Regions from separate parts of the Homo sapiens genome. Here region 1 is linked to region 2. The links are chromatin contacts, found by Hi-C in ENCODE. All regions are on one chromosome and are shown on one strand. The core of a region is the stretch at or near the end of the contact, and the rest is flanking DNA. Distances in the headings are between cores, read along the strand shown. Region 1 holds the start of DHTKD1 (dehydrogenase E1 and transketolase domain containing 1). Region 2 holds the start of OPTN (optineurin).

Region 1 (3,874 bases), core at 1,060-3,559, 1.0 Mb before region 2:
TGGGTGTGGTGGTGGGCGCCTGTAGTCCCAGCTACTCGGGAGGCTGAGGCAGGAGAATGGCTGGAACCCGGAAGGCGGAGCTTGCAGTGAGCCGAGATCGCGCCATTGCACTCCAGCCTGGGCGATAGAGCGAGACTCTGTCTCAAAAGGAAAAAAAAAAAAAGATTAGCTGGGCGTGGTGGCGCATGCCTGTAATCACAGCTACTTGGGAGGCTAAGGCAGGAGAATCACTTGAACCTGGGAGGCGGAGGTTGCAGTGAGTGGAGATCTCGCCATTGCTCTCCAGCCTGGGCAACAAGAGAGAAACTCTGTCTCAAACAAACAAACAAACAAACAAAAACAACAGCAACAAAAATTAGCTGGGCGTGGTGGCAGGCGCCTGAAATCCCAGCTACTCGGGAGGCTGAGGCAGGGGAATTGCTTGAACCCGGGAGATGGAGGTTGCAGTGAGCCGAGATTGCCCTACTGCATTCCAGCCTGGGCGACAGAGCGAGACTCCGTCTCAAAAAAAAAAAAAAAAAAAAAAAAGGAAAAAAAAGACAAGCCCTTGCAAAACCAGGTCCAAACTAGCAAGATGGGGAGGCCACCAAAGTGTGGACCTAAGGGGTCCCAGCTACAGTAGCTGTGCTGGATGACGCTCCTGTGCTTGCAGGGGGCACTTACATGTGCCTACATTATATAATCTATCATCCTGTGTGCTGAGTTCTATCTACAGCTAGACTGGGAACTAAGGGCAGAAACTGTGCCTTATTAATCTTTGTAACCCAGCAGAGTGCTTTATGAGTGTACTGGTTGAATGAGTAAGAAGGAGGATGTCTTGGGCTTGTATGTATAATATTCCTAGGAGTTTGGGGTATAGCTGCACAGCTTACTGGAACGAAGGATGACTAACCAGGTAAGGATGCAGACTCTCTCTCCTACCATACTGGCAAAGTTAAAAGTAAGCCACAGAAAAAAAATCATTTGGGAAACTCACTCAGAGACAGACCAACTAATCGTTCATGTCCAGTTTCTTTTGACTCTTATCCCTTTCTTCCCTGCTCCCTTTACCCTATTTCCTTCTTTCTCTCTTAATGTTTTTTGTTTGTTTGTGAGACAGAGTCTCGCTCTGTCGCCCAGGCTGGAGTGCAGTGGGCACGATCTTGGCTCACTGCAACCTCTGCCTCCAGGGTTTAAGCGATTCTTCTGCCTCAGCCTCCCGAGTAGCTGGGACTACAGGCACCCGCCACCACACTCGGCTAATTTTTGTATTTTTAGTAGAGACGGGGTTTCACCATAGTAGCCATGATGGTCTCGAACTCCTGACTTCGTGATCCGCCCTCCTTGGCCTCCCAGAGGGCCTCCCAGAGTGTTGGGATTACAGGCATGAGCCACTGCAGCCTGTTTTGTTTTTTTTTTTTTGTTCGTTTGTTTGTTTGTTTTTGTTCTGTTTTTTTTGAGACGGAGTTTCGCTCTTGTTGCCCAGGCTGGAGTGCAATGGCGCCATCTCAACTCACCGCAACCTCCACCTCCCGGGTTCCAGCGATTTTCCTGTCTCAGCCTCCCGAGTAGCTGGGACCACAGGCACCCACCACTACGCCTGGCTAATTTTGTATTTTTAGTAGAGACGAGGTTTCTCCACGTTGGTAAGACTGGTCTCGAACCCCCGACCTCAGGTGATCCGCCCGCCTCGGCCTCCCAAAGTGCTGGGATTACAGGCGTGAACCACCGCGCCCGACCTAATTTTTGTATTTTTAGTAGAGATGGGTTTTCGCCATGTTGGACAGGTTGGTCTCAAACTCCTGACCTCAGATGATCCTCCCGCTGTGGCCCCCCAAAGTGTTAGGATTACAGGCGTGAGCCACCGCGCCCGGCCTCTGTTAATGTTTCTTAAGAAAACAAAAAAATTAGGGGTATTGATTTTGTAGCTGCGCTAAGTAACCTTTGCTTTTTGCGTCCCTTGGTCTCAGTCCTAGCCATTTCCTATCCACCCTGTGGCTAATTTGTCCTTTCTGTAACAGACACCCTAGACTGTGTCTATGCGGTTGGGCAGAGGCGTGATGGGTAAACACTCCTGGCGGGAGACTACAGGCGCTGCAGCTACATCCTGTTTCGTACTGGGAGCAGGTGCCGCCCCGCGGAACACTTACTTGCCCCGCCCTGCGGTGGAGCAGGGCGGTCTCAGCCGCCGGAACCGCCCTGGAAGCCCGCCCCAATCCTGGGCGTCGCTTCGCTGTGAGTGCCGCTGCCACGGATTGGCTTCCAGGGTCCGGCCCGTCGGCCAATCAGGCGCGGGGGCGTTGTCTGGGGGCGGGGCTCCGGCCGCCTCTGACGAGTCCCGGATTTACCAGGGCCGGTGGGATCCCCTCGGGCTCCCGCCTTAGCATGCTGGCCGGGACATCTGGTGAACATGGCCTCTGCTACTGCGGCAGCAGCACGACGGGGCCTCGGCCGGGCTCTCCCTCTCTTCTGGCGTGGCTACCAGACCGAGCGGGGCGTTTACGGCTACCGGCCGAGGAAGCCCGAGAGCCGCGAGCCCCAGGGCGCCCTGGAGCGCCCCCCAGGTCGGGGATGGGGCCCGGGCGGTGGGAGCGGGGGCTGGGACGCAGAAGCCTCCCCTGGCCGATTTGCGGTGGGGTGTCGGGGTCGGGGAACCGGCTGCCGGCCTGAACGCGCGGCCGGTGGGGAGGAGGGGGAGGTGAGGGGAGCAGAGGGTAGGTGTGGGTGCTCAGTGTTGGGGTCATCCCCCGTCCATCCTCTGTAACTGAGGATCTTTGAGGTCCACGCTTGGGTGGTCTTCCCATCTTGCTGGTCCGGACCTGGTTTCGGAAGGGCTTTTCTTTCCTTTGTTGGAAACGTGTGAGAAACTCTTTTTTTCTTTCTCTTTTTGTTTCCTTTTTTTTTTTTTTTTTTTTTTGAGACGGAGTCTCGCTCTGTGGCCCAGGCTGGAGTGCAGTGCTGCGACCACAGCTCCCTGCAGCCTCGAACTCCTGGGCTCAGGCTATCCTTCCACCTCAGCGTCCCGAGTAGCTGGGGACACAGAGGGATGACCACGCCCAGCTTTTTTTTTTTTTTTTTTTTTTTTTTCATTTTTAGTAGAGATGGGGTCCCACCATGTTGCCCAGGCTGGTCTTGAACTCTTGAGCTCAAGCTGATCCTGCAGCCTCGGCCTCCCAATGTGTTGGGATTACAGGCTGAGCCACTGCACCCAGCCTAGAAAACCAGCTCTTTAATGAGGCGGAGCTGTGGGAGAAGTAAAGTTTTAAGGTCTCCCAAGGATACATTTCCAGGACCATCTCTGAGGCTTCTTTTATGTGAGCAGGTGGGGGGGTCCAAGACTGCATTGCTTGGGAGAAGTGGGCAGTTAGTTCCAGTCTTGGAAGACAGCATGATATTTATTATGTATTTGTCTCCTTGTAGCTAGTCTGTTACTTTAATTTCAGAGTTTAACTCTTAACTCTGCTGAATTTGGAACTATGTGCTGGTGGGGTTTCTTTCTTTTCCTTTTAGCCACTCTATTGACACCTTGATATGTGCTGGTGGTTTTAATGAATTAACAGTCATGAATATCAGCTTTTGGAACTTCTGTTGCATGCTCATTTGCGAGACTAATTTTGAGTATTTGGTTTACGCTCCAAAATTATTGTATCATTATTTATCCTCACGGAGTAGAAGATAAGTACAGATTGCTTATTAGAGGAAAATCATTTGGCATCTTTGATCTGATCATTAGATTAATGTTGAAGATCCCCTTCGGCATCTGGGCACCTGACCTTGGAATGTTCCATCAATCACACACTAGAACTTCAATATTTTGCTCTTCACTTCGGAGGGCATTTAAAATAAACCTCATATCTCTGTCTCTCTCTCTTTTTTTAATCCTAAAATGGAGTCT
Region 2 (4,172 bases), core at 1,601-4,100:
CAAGCAACAGCAACAAACACCATGAGCCAGGCGTTCTTCTAGGTGTTGAAGACGTATTTCCTCTTTAATCTTCTCAGCATCCTTAGGTGAGGGCTGTGGGTCCAGAGGCCTTATCTAAAATTTTTGGGTGGCTGGGCACCGTGGCTCACACATGTAATCCCAGCACTTTGGAAGGCCGAGGCAGGTGGATCACCCGAGGTCAGGAGTTCAATACCAGGCTGGTCAACATGGCGAAACCTCATCAATACGAAAAATGCAAAAATTAGCTTGGTGTGGTGGCACACGCCTGTAATCCCAGCCACTTGGGAGGCTGAGGCAGGAGAATCACTCAAACCCAGGAGGTGGAGATTGCAGTGAGCTGAGATTATGCCACTGCACTCCAGCCTGGGCAACAGAGTGAGACTCCACCTCAAAAAATAAAATAAAACCTTTGGGGCAAGCTCTGCTTTAGAGTCCAGAATTCTGGGGATTTTCAAAAGGCTATTCAATAAATGGGATTTATATCACATAACACCCTGACACTGTCTGACGCAGTTCTCCTATCAACTATTCGATTTTCCTTCACAAAACAAATTTAAAAATCACATCAAGGGATCTAAATAAAGACTGTAAATAGCTTTCCATCAGTTGGGTCTGGTCAGAAAAGAGGTTTGGTCCTTAGAACTTTCTGGATTTGGGAGTGTACTATACTCCCCATTTTACAGATAAAGGGAATGAGGAAGGGTAAGATGAAGTAACTTGGTCAAGGTCCTACAGCTAAGAAGTGGTTGTCGGGGGAGTGTGTGTGCATGTGTGTGTGCAGTGCTTCAGGGCACCCCCCACCCCGACCCCACCACTGAGAGCAAGGAATCAGGAGAAAACAACTTTGACTGCTTTCTGTACCAGAAACTCACCTCGAGCCTCCCACACCAAAGCCATGGGCAGCTTGTGGGTGACCTTCTTCTCTTGGCTCTGAGTTTCACTGATGCTCATTTTAATTCACTTTCATAGTGTTGTTTTGTTCTCGTTTTTGTTTTTGCTTGAGACAAAGTCTCCCTCTCACCCAAGCTGGAGTGCAGTGCTGCAATCACAGCTCATTGCAGCCTCTCCCTCCTGGGCTCAAGCGATCCTCCTGCCTTGACCTCCCAAAGTGCTGGGATTACAGGTGTGAGCCACCGTGCCCCACCTATAGGGTTTTAAACAGTAAAAGGAGCCTAGTGAAGTACGACTTACCGCAGGCACCCCTTACAGGCCCCGGGGGGACCCTTTTCTGCCGATCCCAGGGTACAGCTGTGACACCGTCTTTTCTGCCTGGATTATCCCAGTAGATAAACAAAAATTAGAGATCGTCATTCCATTTCTCTCTGTATATATTTTTCCAAGCCCTTTTCATGAATGATCAGTTATTTCCTGCACTGATTTTTTTTTTTTTTTTTTTTTTTTGAGACGGAGTCTCACTCTGTCACCCAGGCTGGAGTGCAGTGGCATGATCTCGGCTCGCTGCAAGCTCTGCCTCCCGGGTTCAAGCGATTCTTCTGCCTTAGCCTCCCGAGTAGCTGGGACTACAGGAGAGTACCATCATGCCCGGCTAATTTTTGTATTTTTAGTAGAGACAGGCTTTCACCATATTGGCCAGGCTGGTCTCGAACTCCGGACCTTGCGATCTGCCTGCCTTGGCCTCCCAAAGTGCTGGGATTACAGGCGTGAGCCACCGCGCCTGGCCCTCCTGCACTGATATAAAAAGAATTTTTTTAAATTCTCTATTTCTCCCCACTCCCACCCCCAGGCTCACTCCTTATAAAGCAGCCTCTAGCCTCATCTGCCCCTCCTACACCACACCAACTCGAGGGCCCGGAATTGGGTCTGGGGCAGTCGCTGACTTGCTTGCTTCTCTGCCCTGCTCTTGGGGTTAGCCTCAGGGGCAGGGTTGAGAGTCAGGCTTGGCCAGGCAGCAGGAGGTCCAGACAGCGAAGCAGAATCCTTCGGAGATACCAGGAGAGGGCGCATCTGCCTTTTTCCTGTTTCAGATTAGGTTTTGTTGTTGTTGTTTTGTTTTTTTTCTCTCCCTCTCTCCCTCCCTCCCTCTCTCCCTCCCTCTCTCCCTCTCTCCGTCCCTCCCTCTCTCTCTCTCTCCCCCTCCCTCCTTCCCTCCCTCCCATCCCTGCAGCGCTACCCGGGTACTCTGGATGCACATAGGGCGGCTCTCGCTCCTACCTTGTCATCCTGCTGTCTAATCCGGGGGCAGCTTCCCTCCTCCACACCAGCAGAGGCTATTCTTCAGCAACAAGAATAGCCGAGCCTATTCGTCCGCAACAAGAGCCCAAGAAGCATCCTGCAGGCTTTCTGCTTTTTGAGTGTATTTTAAAGCAAAAACGAGTGGAAAGCTATGTATGCTCAGTTAACTATGTCTAGATGTTAACCTTTTTTCAAAAAACACAGATGGAGGCCTCCCTCCGAGGATGCCTGGCATTCTCCTCTTTCTGTGGGCGGCAGCGACCCCCTGCGGCTCCAGCCTCCACTACGGGATCTGCGGGAAGACACGGGGAAGACGAACTCCGCACACTGCATTTGATTAATGATTTATTTTGATTAACGCCGTCACAGTGACGCCTTAGAGCAGTCCCTGTTCACCCGGGTCCCAGCCTCGACCCCGCACGGACAGCGAGGGTGGGTAGCTGGGGGCGGACGCAGGAAAGAGGAGGGGCGGGGCCTTGGTCGGGTGGGGTATGGAATGGGCAGGGTGGGGGGGATGGGCGGGGTATGGGATGGGCGGGGCCCGGGAAATTCCCCGGCGCGGGCAGGGAGCGGCTGGCTGTCAGCTGAGCCGCGCTGGGCGGGGTCGCCAGGCCGCGCATCAGCCCTAGGCACCCCAGTCCCGGCTGCCCCCTCCGCCACCGCCGCCGCCCGCCGGCAGGTTCCCTGGTCAGCGTCCCATCCCGGTCGGGAGTTCTCTCCAGGCGGCACGATGCCGAGGAAACAGTGACCCTGAGCGAAGCCAAGCCGGGCGGCAGGTGAGCCAGGGCAGGGGGCTGCAGCGGTGGGCGAGGGGGCGGCGGCTCCTTCCCGGCGGGCGCTTCCGCGGCCTGAAAACGGTACCCGCCGCCCTGCCCCGCGGCCCGGAGCCTGTCGGGGTGAGGGTGGCGAGGGGTGGGGCGGCCCTCCCGCGAGACGGCTGCCCTGGGAGGATCCCCAAGCCTCGGCGGGTCCTGACCTGGTGGGAGAGGGTGGGTAGTGAACACAGGGTGGGCCCAAGAAGGGTCCAGGGCCGGCCTCTTGGCCGCAGGTAACCCCTCTACAAGTCACCCAGAGACTTGGAGGTGACGTCCTCCCGCAGGCTGGGAAGGATTCCGCAGCCAGTTCCTCGCCATAAGGAGGTGGTTACAGACACGCCTGTGGGAGACATGGGACCACTACCCGAGCTGAATGAGGTGCCCAGGGTCGGTGGGAATCCACATAGACTGCTGTGTCTAGGAGAGTGTGTACACTCTATATAGAGAGAATATTTGATGAGGCCGAGAACCCCAAAGGAATTGTTTTTGCCATCGAAATGCATAAGCTACAGGAAGTAAACATCGCTCAAAGAAAATGAAACCCAGGTTCCGACCTGGCCTCCACCAGCAGGAAAACTGTTGTATGGAAATGTACACCAAGGAACTGTTTGTAAGGATGAAATGGAAAATGAAAGCATAGAAAAGTAAGGCAATGTGAGGACCTCAGAAGCCTTTGGATCTGGTTAGCAAGGTGCAGGCTGTGTGAACAGAAGAACCCACCTTGCTCTTTTGACCCAGGGAGAGAAGAGTTAGTGGTGCCAGGCTGCCTCCCAGGACAGGCCCAGTTTTGGGGCGGGGGCTGGAGAAGTCCCAGGGCAGACCCCAAGGCCAGGGATTGCCCTGGAGTGGACAAGGCAAGTTTAAATGTGACCTGTAGACAGAGGACGATCATTGATTTAAGTCCTGGCATAATTCATCTGTTTTTCCACTGGGCCAATTTTAGGCGTTCTTTATATATTACGTACAACACAATAAAAGTAACAGCTTCTTTTTTTATAAACTAACCTTTAGGTTGCATATTATGCTAGGAATATAACTAACCTAACCTCCACCCCCCCACCCCCCCACCCACCCCCGGAAAACCAAACTTTATTCTCGAGGGCAACTGGACACTGTATTATGTCCTGCCGAACCCCCGCCCTT

The links. A loop is a pair of places that touch in the nucleus more often than their neighbours do. Pooled maps may share reads with other maps.
Region 1: a loop to region 2 is called in a map of ascending aorta, with 2.2 times the contacts of the local background. The contact joins the promoter of DHTKD1 here to the promoter of OPTN in region 2. A Hi-C loop is called at or near these places in 1 of 168 maps with a recorded cell type or tissue (ascending aorta) and 10 of 50 pooled maps.

The regions. Positions count from the first base shown.
Region 1 is chr10:12,066,645-12,070,518 of GRCh38, forward strand. DHTKD1 (dehydrogenase E1 and transketolase domain containing 1) reads left to right here and starts at 2,310. Exons shown (of 17, transcript NM_018706.7): 1 at 2,310-2,543. The coding sequence starts at 2,390. RefSeq lists silencers at 2,336-2,385, 2,486-2,645.
Region 2 is chr10:13,097,313-13,101,484 of GRCh38, forward strand. It overlaps OPTN (optineurin), which reads left to right and starts at 2,851. Exons shown (of 15, transcript NM_001008212.2): 1 at 2,851-2,990. It also overlaps a transcript of CCDC3 not described here. RefSeq lists silencers at 2,127-2,186, 2,657-3,226 and an enhancer at 3,507-3,636.